Linked DNA regions of Homo sapiens: region 1 is linked to region 2. Evidence: chromatin contacts called from ENCODE Hi-C data. All regions are on one chromosome and are shown on one strand. The core of a region is the stretch at or near the end of the contact, and the rest is flanking DNA. Distances in the headings are between cores, read along the strand shown. Region 1 overlaps PTPRM (protein tyrosine phosphatase receptor type M). Region 2 has its middle 140 kb from the start of LRRC30.

Region 1 (4,456 bases), core at 1,355-3,854, 380 kb before region 2:
GAAGGATACCCAACTTACATTTCTACAGTGGAACACAGAATTATGTCATTCTCCATAGGTGAAGCTGACCTTAGAGAACACTCAAAAGTATTGTGCAAATATGAAAAACTAAGGCTGATTCATCAAAAGCAATCCAGTCAACATCCAAAAACTCCTGATTCATCCGAGGGCACTCTTAGCACAGTAAGAGATGCCCAACACAGAATCCTGACCCTTGAGTTTAATTTAGTCAGGAATACAGAACACATGTGTGACCTACTATAATTCAACATTGTGACCAGAAGATGACATGGTATCAGAGATTACTAAAAGGCCTACTTCAGATTAGGAAGAACAAGGAAGAATTCACAGGGGAGAAGGCATTTAAGGTGTAGCTGGGAAGCTGGGAGAAGTTCTGAGAGGCACATACAGAGCATTCCAAAAGAGCCTTAACAGAGGACAGGTGGCCCGTTATGAGAAGGCCATGGTGTGTGTGTGGAATAAAAGTTTGCTGCAGCGCAAAGAATATTTAAAACATGGCTGAAGATCAGGCTACAAAGGTGGATGGGAGCAGCACAGGCCAAGCTGGGGTCCACACTGGGCAGGAAGGAGACTATTACACTGCCACATTGATGATTCCACAGGGCCATGCACAGCAGCCTGGCAAAAAAGGAGGGCAAAAACGTTGTCCCCCCTTTACAACACAAGGGAAGCCATCCGAATGATGTGGCTTGCCTGCAGTCCCAGAGCAGATGATGCCAGAGGTGGAATTTGACCACTGGTTTCCCAACCCCTAAGAGGCACATTTTCCTTATTGTATATATATATTGTATATTGTACATACAATTGTTATATACAATCATAGTGGGATGACTATTCCATGGATGCTCCTCACAAATCTACTACATAAGTAAATTGCATCTCTACTAAAAGGCACACATTAGATGTCATCCTTGAATTTTATAGCCAAACAGCACTGACATCTCAACACCACTGGAGATCCTTTACAGACTTATTAAGTAAAGATTTGATGGTAACAGAAACAAATTAATTAACAAAAGGCATGGAGAAGTGAGATTTATTTCCTCAAATTGATATCCGAGAAAATTTGCTCCCAGAATCAACTATGGATAATTCTGCCAAACAAATCAATCCTTTACAAACTAAAGCATGTTAATTAAGCAAGAGCACTTGGAGAGGCAATACACTGCACTAGGCATGTTTACAGAAGAATGAGGGATGCACAGAATTAACTGCTTGTTTGCTTTTCAATCTGCATCAGAAACCTAACTGGAGAAACCTAACCTAACACTGAAAGCAACCACAAGGAACCATCAAGAAAACAGACACAAGGCAAGGGTGCTCAGAGATCAAAATCTCTCTTCAAAATTGAAATGCTAATGTACTCCAGACTCGGAATTGCTGTACTAGAGAGGAAATTAATATCAAAGCTGGAACAGTATCTACTGTTCCACTCAGTAAGATGAAAACAATGGAGTTTGGCCAAACAGTACAAGGAAATATAGGAATCTGATACAACAGAGGAAATGAAGACAAATCTTGCAAAGAATTCAAAATGGAACAAAGTTGTGCAACTTACCCCTGTGCAAGTGGAACACTAGAGGGAGAACAAGTTTTGTGTTGAAAACTGTATGACCACAGCAGCCTCTCAGCTTAAAAGTCCATAGTCTTCAAACTCTCACCTTAGCTGCCCGCACAGCGAGCAGCAGGTAAAGGACCAGTGCAAAATAGAAAATCTGTAGAACAGCACAAATATAATTAGTGTAACCTATCACTTTTTGAAGGTAGGATTTTCTAAATAAAAGGCTTGGCTATGCTTTGGGCCAATGATATTTAAGAAAAGCAACCAAGAAATGAGGGCAGATTGTTTTCATCTCATTTTATTTCTAGACAGTTTAAAAGCCAAATGACACACATAGCACAAAATAAAATTCTTATACCTATCCTCATATCCTATTTTTGCTTCGGACCCAAATTCAGTCAGCCACCAACTCAGTTGCTCTTCCACATGGGCCACACATGCCCCTCTCCTCTGCTGTAGCAGGAAGACCACCCTTATCCATACCCCAAAAGGCTGTGCTGCCATTTTCTTATTCCTCTTCTCATTTCTGGTCTTCCTCCTCACTATATAAACATGCTGATTGAAGAGATCACAGTATCCAACTCCTGGAAGGAAACTTCAAAATAAAAAGCTAAGCTTGTTTTCCATACTCACCTCCAATAGAGCCTACTTTGAATCTTTCCAGTTCATCTTTTTTTTTTTTTCAGGCAGTCTCTGGTTTGTCTGTGTTTTTAATGATAATTCTACCCCTTCCTGTAGGGCTACGTGTCTCTCCACTACTACTAGTTGTTTGATTTGTCTGATTACTATCTTCAAATTCTTGGTCCCAAGTATTACAAAGTGTACCCTGGTAAATTTAAACAGAAGAGAGTTTCACCGAAGGGTCAGTGATAAATGGTAAGATTAGAGAAGCATGCTCCGGCAGGAGCCTGAAGAGGAGACACGCACAGGATTGGGCCACAGCACAGTCTGCTCAGGAACACGGACGCTCACGGCCACTCATCCAGCCTGTGCCCTTTGCAAAAGCCTCACAGTGAATAATCTCTAACTAGTTCAAAGTTCACATTCCCTGCATTAAGCTTCCAGTTGGCTGCATGGAGTCACAGATCCACATTCCAGCTACCAGGGAGCAGACAGAGGGACTATCCAGCTCTCTGTGGCCTCCTCAGAAAGAGGTAAGATCTGCCTCCCATGTGCCTTGGGATCCCCCCAAACATCACTGTCCACTCCTGATGCTTATTTCTTGAGAGAACAGACCATGAAATGAATAAACAACACTGATACAAGGATGCTATGACAGGGAGTGGGACTGCCAGTTCAATCAAAGGACTTGTTACCTCATTTTCAAGTGGCATGACTGCTTGGCAATTATTCCAGGTAATATGGAAAGGAGGCTGACATCTCAATACTGAGAGACAATGAAGACTGGCAGGGAGGGAACATCTTGGGAGCTAGAAGGCTGGCCTATGGTGAATAATCCTGGTGTCTGTTGGTTTACTCTTCACATACTCACTGTTCAGCTATTTTCTTGCTCTGTGTGTCCATATTTGTTTTAGATTCAAGTACCTAGAAGAGGATAATTTGTATTCTATGAAATTCTGCCTATAAGAAGCACACAGGAAATGTCGGGTAATTGCACAGGGTCTCTTTAAACTGCTTAGTACAAGATCCAGCAGAATGCTGTGCACATTAGGATTCTCAAAAATCATTCACTGATGACAAAAACTACAAGGTATATGATGAAAAGAGTAAAGAAGAAATAGAAAACCAAAACACAACCATACAACATGGGCTAAGACTTAAAATGTCAACTAATCTATATTCAACAAGAAGTTCTAAAGCATTTTCACATACTGGAAATATAAGCTTGTCATTTTGAAAAATAAAACACAATAAAAAGGAATACTGCACCCATAGAGATGTATGGGGTAGGCTTCCAGCATACACATGAACCATTACTTTACTGGTGCCAAAATGAAATAGGAGGAGATGGGTCAAAAGTGGAGAAGGGGGGAAAAGGTGAGTAAAGCCAAAAATCCAACAGTGTAGCAGGTCCCAAAATGAAATAATGTGTAGACAGCCAAAAAAAAAATAGAATTATAAATGAAGCCAACAGAAAATGGTATGACTCCACCAATAACATTAGCAAATACGGCCAAAACAAAATGATATGAACTAACACTAAACTGGCAGTTGAAAGAACAGTAAATTTAAGCATTTAAAACTTTTTAAAGGTGTTATGGCAAAGAAAGTCTGCAGTTACAGATAAACTCACTCTGTTGATTTAAACCTATTTATATTACATATAGTGAGTGAGAATGGAATTTGATACTTACTGATCTCTTACTACGTTGTGTTGACTTAACTTACCTCACTTAACACTCATACTCAACAACCCTACCATATAGGATGTACTGTGCTCATTTAGCTGATGGGCAAACTAAGGCTTCGAGAAAGAAAAGATTTCTCAAGATTATATAAGCAAGCTAATGATAGTAACTAGCACTCAAATCAAGATGTGTCTGCTTTCAAAGCTTATTTTCTTTCACTCTTAAAACACGCTGCTTCCTCTTAAAATGTAGAAAATAAATATATCTATACATATATATGTATAGATATACATATAATTCTGACTTTACTTTCAGTCAAAATGAAGAAAAATATCTACCTCTATACAATCAAAACAATACGGACACACATAGAAAAAGGAAACCCATATCCACCTCAATTTTTTTCTTTCACAAATGTAGAGATAACTTGCTGGCTCTCAATGGATGATTTACAAAACTACTAGTTTTTCCAAACAAACATGTTCAGTCAAATACATATGGCTAGAAAGAGACCTGTATCCCCTTCCAAACTGGTTTTGGTTCTCTACTAAACCAAAGGTTTGCA
Region 2 (4,610 bases), core at 1,843-4,342:
GGCAGCCGCCTCTGTTAGACGGGTGCACACACTCCATTGCACCGCAGTCCCTTGCGTGTCCTGGAACCTCCCTGTACATCAGCTGCCATTTGTCATCACGTTTGCTTTGTCACTTTTCTCATAGATGTGTAAAAAGGGAAGTGGAATATTTATTGTACTATGTCTCTATCAAAAACAGGAAAATAAAAAATAGACCTGGAAAAGTTGCATATTTTGAAATAAAATGGAGACAGTATAGTTATGATTTTTAAAGGCTGTATCTATGCAATTAATATGCAAAGCAAAGTAGATTCATTTGGAAAGAATACAATTTAAGGCACCATGGTAGACTGTCTTTCCAAAGATGCCTCTCACTCCACATGCTCTGCGGTGATGTGACCAACTGCCCCTCAGTGACAGGCAGGAAACAGAGGCAAAGTGGGCTCACAGGTAGGAAACAGAGGCAAGGTGTCTTGCTCAGAGGCCAACAGGTACAGGCCCAAGTCCTCTTATTCCCAGCACAGTGCTCACAAGACAGTAGGCTGAGCAATAGGGGGTCCTGGAAGCTGATGCCATTCCTAGGGTGGTGCCTGGTGGGTAAGGGCAAGTTTGTGGAGGAGGAAAGAGAGAGAGAGAGAAAGAAAGAGAGAGAAACTGAATTGGTGTTTGAATTCAATAGGGCAGATAAAAGTAAGAAGACCAGGTACAAGAATGTAGAGTAGAAAACAAAGACACTTGAATCTGTGCTGACATTAGTGACTTGCTTGATCAATGAGTTGTGAAAGTAACACTCTGGAACTTCTAGGGTGAGGTCCCATTTGAGTCCAGTCAACCCACGAAACATGAGCCATCATAATAAACTGCTGTTTGCAGTCTTTAAGAATGGGCATAGTTTGTCATGCAGCAATTGATAATCCAAACAGACTCCATTATGCAATAGTCCTTTATTGTACTTATTACTTTCTGGCCTGGACCCGTAGGTTGTGAGCCTGGGAACTCCCACCTTAGAGTTCTGTAATTGCTAGAGATTGATGTCACACACCTATCTCAACCAGCACTTACCCATCAGGAGTGTTCGTAGTGCACACACACATATTCAGCTGGTTTCTGTTGGCCAAACCTTTTTTCCTGGGGAAAGAGGGGCCCTCTCCAGCCCTTCCTAACCTTTATCCACCTCAGAGATATGCAGATGAGTTCCTGAGGCCTGCAGGTGCCCTGCAAAGAGGTGTGCCATGTATACTAAGGCATGTTAATTCAGTTTTTTCTACTTTAATAACTGGATTTCCTTCATATTCCTAAAAGACTTTTAAAGGAAGTTAAGTGAGGGTGTTCCACTTTAGAATTTCTTTCTTTTTTTTTTTTTTGATACAGAGTCTCACATTCTGTCACCCAGGCTGGAGTGCAGGGGCACGATCTTGGCTCACTGCAACCTCCACCTCCCAGGTTCAAGCAATTCTCCTGCCTCAGCCTCCCTAGTAGCTGGGAATATAGGAGTGCACCACCTCGCCTGGCTAATTTTTGTATTCTTAGTAGAGATGGGGTTTCACCATGTTGTCCAGGCTGGTCTCAAACTCCTGACCTCAGGTGATCTACCCACCTCAGCCTCCCAAAGTGCTGGGATTACAGGCATGAGCCACCACACCCAGCCTTACTTTCAAATTTCTAAGGGGTACAGTGGCATCACTGTGGCCATACCCTGGTGGGAGAGCATCTAGGACCTGTGACTGTCACCCTAGGGACCCATCCTGAACCCTCATGCTGCCAGCACATGTCTTCTAGCCCTGCACTCTCTCTGACCTCACCTATCTTCCTTCCTTCCTTCCTCCCTGCATTCTTGCATTTGATCTTCTTTTATCACCAATCTAACCTTTTGAATTTCATCACCAATTCAGTTTCTGTCTTTCTCTCTCTCTCTCCAAGCTAGGCCTCACCCACCTGGCACCACCCTGGGAATGGAGCCCCCTCCAGGAGCCCCCGGTGCTCGGCCCAATTCTCTGTGATCCCTGTACTAGGAGTTAGAAGAACTGGGCCTGCGACTGGTGGTGCCATCAATATATCGACGGCCTTGCAGCAAGATGCTTTAGCTCTGTTTCCTCGTCTGGAGACTTAAGGAGAGGCCTGATTCCTGGGCCACATCCAGCGTCACATTCTGTCTTCCACATTCGCCTCCATTGCTCTACTCTGCGCTTCACCCACGGGCCATGCTTCTCTCTCTCACACCCGGGCCAGCTGCCCAAGGGCCTCCTAAGTGCACCCCATCTGGGATAGGTAGCAATAAGGTTCCACTGCAAATATATTTTATTCTTTTCTTCTTAATATACTATTTGCACTCTACCCTGAACTGTTTCAGAAATCTCAGTGAATAGCTGCAAAGATTAAGCCCAACCTTGCTGTAATTTTGGTATTTCAAAAAAGCAATTGCTTCATCCATCATTTAGCTCCGTTCCACCCTAATCAGATCAAGATCACATAATCACCTTTTTCATAACTCGGCAAAACATTTGAGTTCAAATAATGCCTTTACCAAGACCCTGATCTATTGTTTCCAACAATTAAATAGCATTCGTATCAGAGAAGGCCATCTTTTTCCTGCCCAGGCCAGGGCCCTACTTTGGAGGAGTCATACACAGACAGGAAGCCGCGCCCCTTCCTCTTCCTCCACCTGGCCTCCTTGCCAGGACTTGGCTCCGGAAAAGGCCTCTGTGGTCCTAGCTGCTCCGTCTCTGCTCTGTGGGACCTAGGAGCAGGCAGCGTGGAGCTGTCCATGTCATTTGAGGTCTGGCCTCTGCACAGAATCCGGTCCCTGAGTGGGGCCCTCCCACTCCAGCGTTGATCTCATTCTTCTTCCCGAAACCTGCCGGGCCAGCACGGCTCACAAATGCTATCAGCATTCTGCTTCTTCCCTTGCAGATATGCATGGGAACAACTTCTGAATATAAAGACATTAAACAATGAACATTGTTTGCGATAGAATTAGGGCTAAAGCCTGAGCAAAGAGTTGGACGAAATACATCTTTATCTGCACTGTCTCTGATTTAAACAAGGCATAAGATGTTTGTTCAAAACGCTGGCCATATCTGGCTGTGCCTGCCTTTATGAGTCCCTACCCCGCCCCCTCCCATCAGCAGCTGGGAAAAAATGACGTCTTCTCCTGAAAGCAGATGACTTTCCTGCTCTTCTCAGGACACTCTCCCACCAGCAGCAGCCCCGGGGGGTTTCTGAGGGTGGTTGCTGTGTCCTGCTTAAGCTGCCCTGGCTGCTGTCACCAGGCCGGCCACCATTTCTGGGTGGCACAGGTGGGGAGTGCTGCTTTCCCCCAGTCAGAAGAATTTGGCAATAGCCCCCCATCTTCCCAGGCCTCTCTGATCTCTGGTTCCATTTTAATTGAATCCTTTGCAGAATATGCTGGTAACCGATTATACCAGCAAAGTCATCAGAGTGATATTTACATGTCATTAATAAGGCCAGGGAGGAAGGGATGGTGGGGGAAGCTGTGACAGGGGAAGAGGAGAGGGAGGAGAGCAGCTCAGGGCAGAGTGTGGACTGGGGCCAGGTCCTCAGGTTGTGAGTCTGGAGCGAGTCAGACACCTGGCCGGGGAGGGAAAGTGGATGGGTCTTAAATAGTGAGTTCCTTTCAGCATCGTCCTTTTGTTTCTTGCCCATCCTCAGTATCCTGAGCCCCCAGAGCCCTCTGACCTTCCTGATCATTTCCTTGTGTCTTGCAGATAAAAGAAGAAGGCAACCTGCATTTGTGTGCAAGCCTGTGTTTGCCTGCGGCCCTCATGCCCTCTGTCCCCACACCTAGATGGATGCTTCCTGAAAAGGTGTTCTCAGTAGCCACTGTGCTCCTCCGGTGGAACCCCTACCCCCCCACTGTCTGCACAATCCATCTGAGAAACCACACACGTGAGAAGGGGCACAGGATCAGCCAGGCAGATAAGGAGCCATGGCTTGCTGCAGCGGGGGACCCTCCTCACTTTGAGGGTAGCGGCCTTGTTGATAGTCGCATCTTCCTCAGCACCTGCGTGTACGGTCCTGTCCGCTGGAATGGCTCCTGCACACTGGAATGGGAGAGGGTGAAGTCTTTTCTGGGAGTTGCTTTCCAGGGAGGTCAAAGAACCCAGCTGTGCTCTAACTTTTTTTTTTCATTGATTTAGAAATATTTCAGGGAAATGGGGTCCAAACAGTGGCACAGAGTAAACATTAATAATAAGGGACCTACGATGTGAGTGCTGTAAACACGCCCAGGCCCCTGCATGCCTTGGACTTACGGGCTTTTCTGCCTGCCCATCATGGTAACTCCACTGAGCCTGATGGGCATGACCTAAATAGGGCACCTATTTAGCTTTCCTCATAGGAATGGGTGCTTGGCTCCATACACACATCTGTAATAATCAGGCGCCCTGATCACAATACAGCGGTGCAGCAGGAATACGCACGCTCCGTTCAGCGAGCACCCTGAAAACCATTACACTGCTAATTATAAACACAGGCTGCCAAAGCCCAGCTTCCTTCTATTCTTCTTACATCCTGCAGATGGCCAAACTTAGGAACTCGTCATCTGATTCCCCTGGAATGGCAGCTGGTGGCTTGATCTGTCAGTGTTTGGGGTTGGGGCTGGATAGAATCTG

The links. Hi-C counts contacts between places; a loop is a spot of excess contacts on that map. Pooled maps may share reads with other maps.
Region 1: a map of Caco-2 shows a loop between it and region 2 (4-fold over the local background). The contact joins two enhancer-like sites. A Hi-C loop is called at or near these places in 2 of 168 maps with a recorded cell type or tissue (Caco-2 and endothelial cell of umbilical vein) and 7 of 50 pooled maps.

What each region holds. Positions count from the first base shown.
Region 1 is chr18:7,753,044-7,757,499 of GRCh38, reverse strand. All of the region lies in intron 1 of PTPRM (protein tyrosine phosphatase receptor type M), which reads right to left. Among named protein-coding and RNA genes, the nearest start is that of PTPRM, 190 kb to the right of the region's middle. Within about 2 kb of position 2,604, at least 6 of the 41 ENCODE cell types and tissues checked have a DNase peak (open chromatin) inside an H3K27ac peak, as active enhancers do.
Region 2 is chr18:7,369,081-7,373,690 of GRCh38, reverse strand. No RefSeq gene overlaps it. Among named protein-coding and RNA genes, the nearest start is that of LRRC30, 140 kb to the right of the region's middle. Within about 2 kb of position 3,092, at least 15 of the 41 ENCODE cell types and tissues checked have a DNase peak (open chromatin) inside an H3K27ac peak, as active enhancers do.